Linked DNA regions of Homo sapiens: region 2 is linked to region 1. Evidence: chromatin loops called from intact Hi-C (ENCODE). Cell type or tissue: ovary. All regions are shown on one strand. Links, peaks and the distances in the headings refer to the core of each region. The heading gives the core; the rest is flanking DNA.

Region 1 (4,389 bases), core at 245-4,244:
ATTCAGAGCAGTGAGGTTTGTGGTTGAGGGATCCTCTGTCACAGGCACTAAGTACCATGTATTGAATTCGCTGTTTACCAAGTGTAAAATGGTCAGTCCTCCCAAAGGCGATTGGGCAACAGGGACCAAGAGCCCTAAAAATGTTCCTATACTTTACCCAATAATGCCACTTCTAGGACTGTATCCCAAAGAAATATTTTGAAATGCCAGCAAAGTTTTTCATATCATTGCTTTTGCAATGCCACAAAACAAACAAATATACAAAGCCTACACTAGAGGAATGCTTAGATTAACCCTGGCTCAGCCCAGTGAAGGAAGACTATGCAGCCTTCAAAAATGGGGTTTACAAACAGAATTTAATGAAATGAGAAAAAGCTTACTGAAAATGTCAAGCCATAGGTGTGATGGGAGGAGCTGAACATCGAACCACAGAACGATAAATACTTTAGGATCTCAATTATGTAAAGAAAGTGAACCAGGTTGGGGAGGGGCAGGGGGAGACTGAAAGAAAAAATATCATAATTTTAATTGTCTCTCTCTGCAATTTTTGGTGTTTGTAAAATTGTCTACAGATTTAGCTCTACTTGTGTGGTTGGAGAAGACAACCAACCAACCAGCCATAACAATAAATAGAAGGGAAATGTTCCTGGCTGGTGTCTCTCCAGACTGTGAGGGCAGGGGCAGCTCTCACAGGGCACCAGGGCAGGGAGGGCTCGGGGAATGTCAGGGGCACCCATGCGCTGAACTGACCTAGAAAACTCCCTGCCTCAGAGCGATGGCATGGGGGCAGCATTCCAGCTTGCCCTTACTCTGGGGAGCTGTTTGCGCACGGGGTTGCTGTGGGCAACTTTTCTGGCTGGGGTGCTTCTCCACACAGCCAGCTGAGCCACTTCGCCTGTTGGTCTGGGAGAGCCTAGCCTCTCAAAGCCTCATTGTTGACCCTCAGAGGAAGAAGCAACTTCACTGATAGAGTGACTCAGCTGGCCAAGAGTTGATACTTACCCCAGCTTCCCTTCATTCCCTCTGTAAAGCAGAACAAAGACTTGTTGCCTTGGGAAGGTGCTGATGCTTTGAGTACATAGGCAAAAGCAGAGCCTCCAGGCCAGAAGAGATCTGAGTTCAGGTCCAAGTTTGAGGTCCAGAGGGGTGGCTGGAGGGTCAGGAGAAACCTTGACATCCAGGATGCTCTGCAGGGTCCAGAGTGCTGGGCTTTAGTGGGCCCACCAAGTCCGGGCCACACCTCTCTTGGACACCCACCCATGTGGAGCTGAGCATCCAAATGGCTTGCATCCCAGGCAGGCCTCGCCTGGCTCCTGGCATGAGTGGACAGAGCCTGCACTCAGGATGTTGTGGCCCCAGCTGCATCAGCACTAACAGTACCTCCTACTTATTAGTGCCAGTCCTGCATGGTGGGCCCTGCCCAGAGCTACTCAGATCCACACAGAAGTCAGTAGCATGAACAGTTAGAACAGCCTGGGACCTGCCCCAACCCTAGGCCTGCTGCCTTGGGGAATCGACAGTGAATGCACTGTGGGTCAGTGTCGGGGAAAGAGGAGTCAGCCTCCATGAATAGCCATAGAATGTTGAGGAAGATTCCTGCTTAAGCAAGCAAAGCAACTACTTCCACGTGGCGTGGTTGACAATGAGGCTCCATCATGTGGAAGCCTGAGCTCATCATAGCCTCCCTCTGTTCCTTTGATTGCCTGTGCTCTGGTTCACTCCTGAAGCCCCTCAGACTCAGGGGCCGAGTTGTGTCTCCAGCCCCAGAGCTGTGCACATTGCATGCATATGGCCACCACCCTGGATGACAATTCTTGACCGTAGCTGGCAACACACAGCACTTCAGCTCATTCTGGCAGTCCTCGTCTCTACTCTGGAGTCTGACTCACCCCACAGGAGTGTTCTCGGGCTCACTTTGCTGGATATCATCAGGGCATCGCGTGCTCTCTCTCTGGTGGCTGGACTGGCTCAGCTAAAGTATGCTTGGCATCTGTGTGTGGTCACAGGAAACAGTTATGAGGTTACTGTTGCTGGTTGTTTTGGTTTTGTGTTTTGTTTGTTACTGTTTCCTAAGAATGCTTAGATCAGATAGAGATGTGGTTATGTAAAAAAAGAAGAAGAAATTTTGGCTGTGAACGGCAAGAAACATCACAGTGGTCTTTCGGTCTTTCCACCTATTTTGAGCTACTATTTGCTGAGTGCTTGCTGTGTATTCTGCTCCTTTCTCATTACATTTCCATGAATCCTCAAAATAACCCTATGAATTAGGTATCGTTTGATCACTCGTGCATTTCAAAGCTCTTTACTGAGTTGTTCCTAAATGTCAGGCATTATTATGACCCCCCGTTCTAAGTTGCAGTGACTGAGGCTCAGGGAGCTTAGGTAATTTGCCAGGGATTCAAGGCAGGAAGTGGTGAGAGGTGAGGTTGGCCTGGTGGAGGTAGGTCCAGATCTGGGGAGGGGATCAGTGTATCAGGCCAAGGAGTTTGGGGATTTCAGCTGAGAATGAGACCTTCCAGAACATGACGTAGAACAGGTGGGGTGTGTGCATGTGTGTGTTGCGATTTTTTGGGAAACGACCTGAGGCAGACAGAGGGCTCAGGTCTTCTGGAGATGAGCCTGGTTTGTTTTAAGGCTCCCCATACTTTCACTCAACAGAACAAACACAAAAGGAAGAGCTGAGAGCACAGGAGCCATTGAGGCTCTGAATTAGGAATCGTCAGATTTGTTTTATTGGATTTGATTTTCTGAAAAAACTACCTACAAAACTCGGTGTCTTAGTCATTTGGGCTGCTATAGCAAAGTTCAAAGGACTGGGTGGCTTACAAAAAATAGGAGTTTGTTTCTCACAGCCCTGGAGGCTGAAAGCTTAAGATCAGGGTGCCAGCATGGTCAGGTTCTGGCGAGGGCCCTCTTCCACGTTGCAGAACGCTGAGCTCTCATTGTGTCCACACATGGGGGAAAGAGTGAGCCAGCTCTCTGGCCTCTTATTATAAAGGCACTAATCCCATTCATGAGGGCTCTACCCTCATGGCTTATTATCTCCCAAGGTCCTACCTCCAAATACTATCACAGTAGGATTAGACTTCAGTATAGGAATTTGGGGGAGACAAATATTCAGTCTATAATACTCAGATTACTTTTTCTTTCCCCCAGAGCAGCACAAAATGTTCTAAGTGGACACCTACCATGTGCTTGGGCCTGGGCTAGCTGCTCCAGGGAAGAGAGAAGGGGGCAGAGAGGGGAGAGAGAGAGAAGGAACAGGAACAGGTGTGTTCTCTGCATACAGGTAGTTATAGTTCAGGTGAGGTGATGAGAGCCACACCCATTTCCATGCTCTGTGACTGGGGTGCTCACAGGTAACTCCATGGAGGAGATGGCATCTTAAAAAAAGGATAAGAGCTGGATTGGTGGTGAGATGGAGGAAAGGACATCACAGATAGAAGGCCCAACGTGGCTAATGGAGGGGATTGTAGTAAGTATGATTGTCAGGGGCAAGGCCTAGCTCCAATGAAGCGGAGGAGGGAATGTGTTCTTGAAAGCTTTAGCAAATCTGAGATGTTCCTGCTCATCTGGCCTCATCTGGAGAGTGAAAACCACCTGTCTTGGATTTCTTGCCCGCTCCACTCCCACCTGGGGAATAATTCCTGAAATCCTTTTCTAGTAAAATGCCCATGCTCCTCTCTCCCAGTTATCTACAGAGTTTAAGACAAGAGGTGACGTAGTGAGTAGGAGATTCGTCTCCAGATCAGAGACATCTGGGCTTTAGTCCTGGACTAGCCACTTGTCACACTGTGGTCTTGTGCATATTCTTAGACTCTCTAAATCTTATTTTTCTCAGCTGCTTAAAGGAAATAATGGGAGTTTCTCTTTCATCACACTGTTGTAAGAATCAAGTGAGATGTAACCCTTATAGCTTCCAGTGTCTCAGTGGCTCAGACTTTGTATAGAGTCTCATTCAAAGAAGCTCAGTCCAAGCACCAAAAATAACTTAAAAAGTACTTCTTCAATCTTTGTTGCTTCTCTTGAATAACATTACAGGAGATCTCTTGCGTAACCACCACAATGATTCTGAAAGATGCTCTCCTCCTCACCTCACTTCTCCCATATCCTGTACCTACTCCAAAAAACCCTCACTCACTGAAGGGTTTTTCTGTTCTCTCCCCATTGATGAGCTGATTTGCATTCGAATATGGCAAGTGGAGGAAGCCTCTGAATGCTGATACATCAGTAGTTTTTGACCCATTACAGAAATAGCGTCTCTAAAGCACTTAGCACAGAGTCTGGCTCTTTGTAAAGTCTCAATGCATTCTCTTATTAATTAGAAAAACTGTGAAAGCAAATAATAGTTACTAAAAAATTAGAACTCAGGGCCCGGCGCGGTGGCTC
Region 2 (4,389 bases), core at 156-4,155, 51 kb before region 1:
AATAATAAAGTGTACAATAAATATAATGCACTTGAATAATCCTGAAACCCTCCCTGCCACTCCGGTCCATGAAAAAATTGTCTTCCATAAAACTGGTCCCTGGTGCCAAAAAGGTTGGGGACTGCTGTTTTAGCACAGGAATTTACTTCTCAGCCTTTCTCTTTCTGGAATTCAGTACATTTAATTGAGTTTTTACATTTTGATAATCATATATTTTATTTTCAAGAACTTTGTCTTTTTTTTAATGTCAGCTGTTTCTTGTTTCATGGATGTGGTATCCTTTATTATCTCCCTGAGGACATTACTATACCTTAAAAGTTGCTTTCAGACTATCTCCTAACTCTCTTTTCTTACTTGTTGTTACTATTGGTTGAGTTTGGTGCCTTTCTTTCATATATTGGTGATTCTTTGGTGTGTACCTTTCTGTGTTTTTGAGATTCCCAGTGTACTAATCTGGAGATACTATTTTTCACATGCTGATTAGCCTGCTTCTAGTAATTTCTTTATGGAGGGAGAGATTGGGGTGAGTGTGGGAGAACAAAGGTATGTGAAGTTGACATATACTATAAGCAGGAATATTGGGTCTCATCTTAGACTTCTCTGGTCTAAGCCTCTGGTGTATAGGCTAAGGTTTCTGCTGCCTGATGCTTGGGATCAGGAATGGGGCTAAGAGACCCACTTGCCTAAATGTTCCAGATGCCATGCCCCAAACAACCATGCCAATGGTCACTTATTTGTACTCCCTATTCCAGCCACCTTTTAGCTTGGAGCATCCCCAGAGTTGTACCATATTTCACAGTGGTCCCTAGTTGAGGGTCTTTGACTGATGTCTTTGGCTGAATTCCATCAGCCAAAAATCTAATTTTTGTTTTTTGTTTTGTTTTGGTTTTGACTTGGTCATTTGTGAAAAGGCAGGCAGACACATATGTTCAGTGTGCCATCTTGATATAATCTCTATGGACTATTTATTATTTTTAAAGCAAATTTATTCTTAAAAATTATTTTTACCGCATATCAAGCAGAGAAAAATTGCACAGAAGAGCAACCTGATAACTGGTATCAAACAGCTGAAAATTGATCTACAAAACTTGAGGATCACAAAAGGTCACTTTTTGTGGAGTGAGGCTCCTTCTCCCTACCCTGAGAAGAGCAGGAGCCTGGAACTCTGGAGGCCTCAGAAGCTCATGGGGGCAAAGCCTGTTGTCTGCAGCTGCCCAGACACATCTGAGCAGACCCACCAGATCTGTTCCAAGACAGCAGCTCTGCCAACTGTATCAGCTCTGTCCCACCACAGGCTTGGCCTCGGGGACCTTCTCTGCGGCTGGTAAGTATATAACACATAGTGTTCAAAGTTTGGACAGCCCTATGTGGCCACCCCATTTAGAGCCTTGTCACTTTTAGGGCTTTGTGCACCAGCAGGCATGGATCCTCTACCCATGGAATTCTGACCTCCCAGGCCCAGGATCTCTCTGCCTCCTCCTGCTCCCTGACCTCCTCTTCATCCTCCCTCTTCTCTGCTTCTCTATTTCCTCCTCTTGCTCCTCCCCTTCTTCTCCTTTTCCTTCTCTCTCCTCCTCCCTCCTTTTTCCTCCTCTCTCCTCCTCCCTCCTTCTTCCTCCTCCTCCCCTCTTTCTCCTCTCTACCTCTTTCTCTTCCCCAACTCCATTTCCTTCTCCTCGTCCAGCCCCGGCCTCCTCCTTACTCCTTGACTATCTCCATGGATGTAGACCTTTAGAAAGGAACCTCATTTGCAGTTGACTCCAGGCAACTTCTCTTTCTTCATTTTTCCTACTGTGAAACTAAAATCTCTAGGGAGTAGGAAGTCTAGAACTCAAAACCCTAAGGCCTGGCTACCTTGCCTATGAAAAGCAAAGGCAGAACTCCCTCGGTTCCTTTGCTGCTACTCTCACTGCAGCCGAGGTAGAGATAGGCACCCTTAGTTTCTCTTTCAGTTCTTTGCCATGCTACTGCTGCAATCGTTGCCTTGAGTGTGTACTTCTGATTGCCCAATCCCACCTCCCCATTGGCACAAGGCTGTTCCCAGCTGGGCCCAGGCCTGCCCCTTTGTCCATTGTAGTCTGACCCCTGTCCAGTCACTCAAGATAATGTCCTTTTCCTGCATCTGCCGCTTCATCTAGCCTCTTCTGGGGCTCTGAGGGTCTGTCCTGGCCCTGGTGAATATTCAGGGCATGCTGGTAAGGGGGAAAACAGGGGAAGAAGAGAAAAGAGGGACCAAGCTGAGTGAAGGGGGCCAGCTTGGGGACACCCCTCAGCCATGGGGCCTCTGTCCTTTCCTTCCAGGACTGAGAGATAGATAGCCCTGACAACTCTCGAGATGCTTGAGGAAGGCCTCTCATGTGGGTAGAGGAGGCATGTCCTTGTTTAGTGAAGTTCAGGGCCTGAGGCTGTTGACCCATCTGATGCCTGAAAATCTAACCCGAGATACTCAGTCCTTTGGGGTAAGGCCTGCCCTCTTAGACATAACCATCCTGAGAGGGGGGCGGACGAAGCTGTAAGCCCTCTTGAGGAGTAGAATATTATACTTCTGAGATTTCCACCAAGCCAGGGCACTGATGGGATCTGCAGAGGTGAAATGAGCCAGGGTTATGGCTCTGCACTTCAGAGACCTGAGGTGGTCAGAACTCTGGATCAGTAGTGAAGCCCTGGCTATTCATCTCCATGAATAACTGCCTGATGATCTTGGCTCTAGGGGTCTGTTCTGTGGCCACCCCCACTGGGAAGCAAGCCTCAGGGTTCCTTCTGACCCCAGGTCCTTGAACCTGTCTCAGCATAGACCATACTGTTGGTCCTTCCAGCTCACTCCACAGGGCACACAAGGACTCCTCAGAAGACTCAGGGGTGGTGGCTCTATTTACCATTTTATGCCCCCCAAGCCTGATGCAGGCTCTGGTCCCCAGTAGGTCAACAGGTGTTGGGGGGCTAAAGGAACTCAGCTGTGCACTGAGCCCTGAGCCATGGGAAACACAGAGTAGAAGCCCAAAGTGTGGTCCCCGGAACCAGGACAAGTGCCAGAGGGAGTGCCTTTTCACAGGTGTGGCCCTTTCAAAATGCTTGGCCTTCTTCCACCGGAGGCCAGCCCAGCCCCTCTTCTGGGGACAGCCCCGGCAGGGTCCATGGGAACATGAGGCTCCCGGCTGTTGTTTGTCTCAGCTAATCTCAAGAATGCACTTGTTTTCCCTTTTGGTTTGGGAAGTCCTCAGCAGCTCCCCTTCATGTCGATAGTGCTGAGGGTAGAGGCCGTGGGAGCCAGAGGGCAATGATCCTGGCTTGCTCTGTTGCTGGCTTGCTTTCTTTCCAACTGTTTCTGTTACCTCCGGCCTCCATTTCAGCTTCTCCTTGAAGTTTCTAGCAACCCTGGAAAGAAACGTTCTGAATTTCAACACTTCAGCCAGTCTCCTCACAGTAGGGAGTACTTGGGCAGGTGTGATCATCTCTATTTTACAGATGAACCTGGAGCTCAGAGAGGCTAAGTTAATGCTCATGGACACAGCAAGTGAGAGCAGAGCTGGAATAGAACCCAGCACCTCCCGCCGCCCACCCCGGCCCTCCACTCCAAGCTCCAACTCCAGGGCACCAATCTCACTTGGCAGCTACTGTCTGTTACTTGCCATCTCCTTCACTTGATTTCCTTGAGAGGAGTCCTGCAATATTCATCTTTGTACTCCTAAGCGTGGCCCAGTGTCCAGAAACATAGAAGATACTCAAAGGATATTTGTTCAAAGAATGAATGGCCTCTACTATGTGCCAGGAATTCTACTGGGTGATTTTTACACATGTAATCCTTGATCTTCACAACAACTCTGAGAGGTAGCTGTTGTCCCCATTTCATGAATGGAACCTCTAGGGTTCAGAGAAGTTAAGTAAGTTGGCAAAGATCATGGAGCTTGTAAAAGGTTGAGATGAGATTCGGATCCAAGTGGTTGGACTCCAGGACTCATGCTGGCTCCCAATGCACATGAGATAAAGCATCTGAAAAGAAAGGACAGTGGGCAGAAGAACTGCAGGGCCTTCCTTCTTGCTGATTTTGCAGTGATCTCTGACTGAGGGAGGTTGCAAAGGTTACCTGAGCTCCCTAAACAGGGAGACAATTCTCAGCCCCTCTCTGCACTCCGTCCAATCTCAAGCTCACAAACACATGTTTATTGAATGACTGAATGACCACCCCTGAAGTTGGCCATCCAGGCTCTTCACTCTCAGAGATGGTCTTTCTGGTTGCTCTTTCTTCACCAACTTTGGAGCCTGTCATTCTCTGCCCAACCTTGAATGCTAGGATTCCTAGGGCATGTTTCCTAAACTTTGTCCTCATTACTACACCTCCTCTGAGTGATCTCATTTCTAGTGGTGGTTTCAGTTACCCGCTGTGTGTAG

The links. Peaks named below come from ENCODE experiments on the same cell type or tissue, not always from the same donor. Only the 100,000 strongest peaks of a DNase experiment are listed, where the experiment ranks them.
Region 2: a loop joins it to region 1, with 2.4 times the contacts of the local background. A loop is called at or near these places in 2 of 110 quality-filtered maps.

Annotation. Positions count from the first base shown.
Region 1 is chr3:139,300,508-139,304,896 of GRCh38, forward strand. No RefSeq gene overlaps it. Among named protein-coding and RNA genes, the nearest start is that of MRPS22, 41 kb to the right of the region's middle. In ovary, for the core only: no CTCF peak of the experiment used is centred there; no DNase peak of the experiment used is centred there.
Region 2 is chr3:139,249,771-139,254,159 of GRCh38, forward strand. No RefSeq gene overlaps it. Among named protein-coding and RNA genes, the nearest start is that of PISRT1, 18 kb to the left of the region's middle. In ovary, for the core only: no CTCF peak of the experiment used is centred there; a DNase peak (open chromatin) is centred at 2,031; H3K27ac peaks cover 2,876 bases.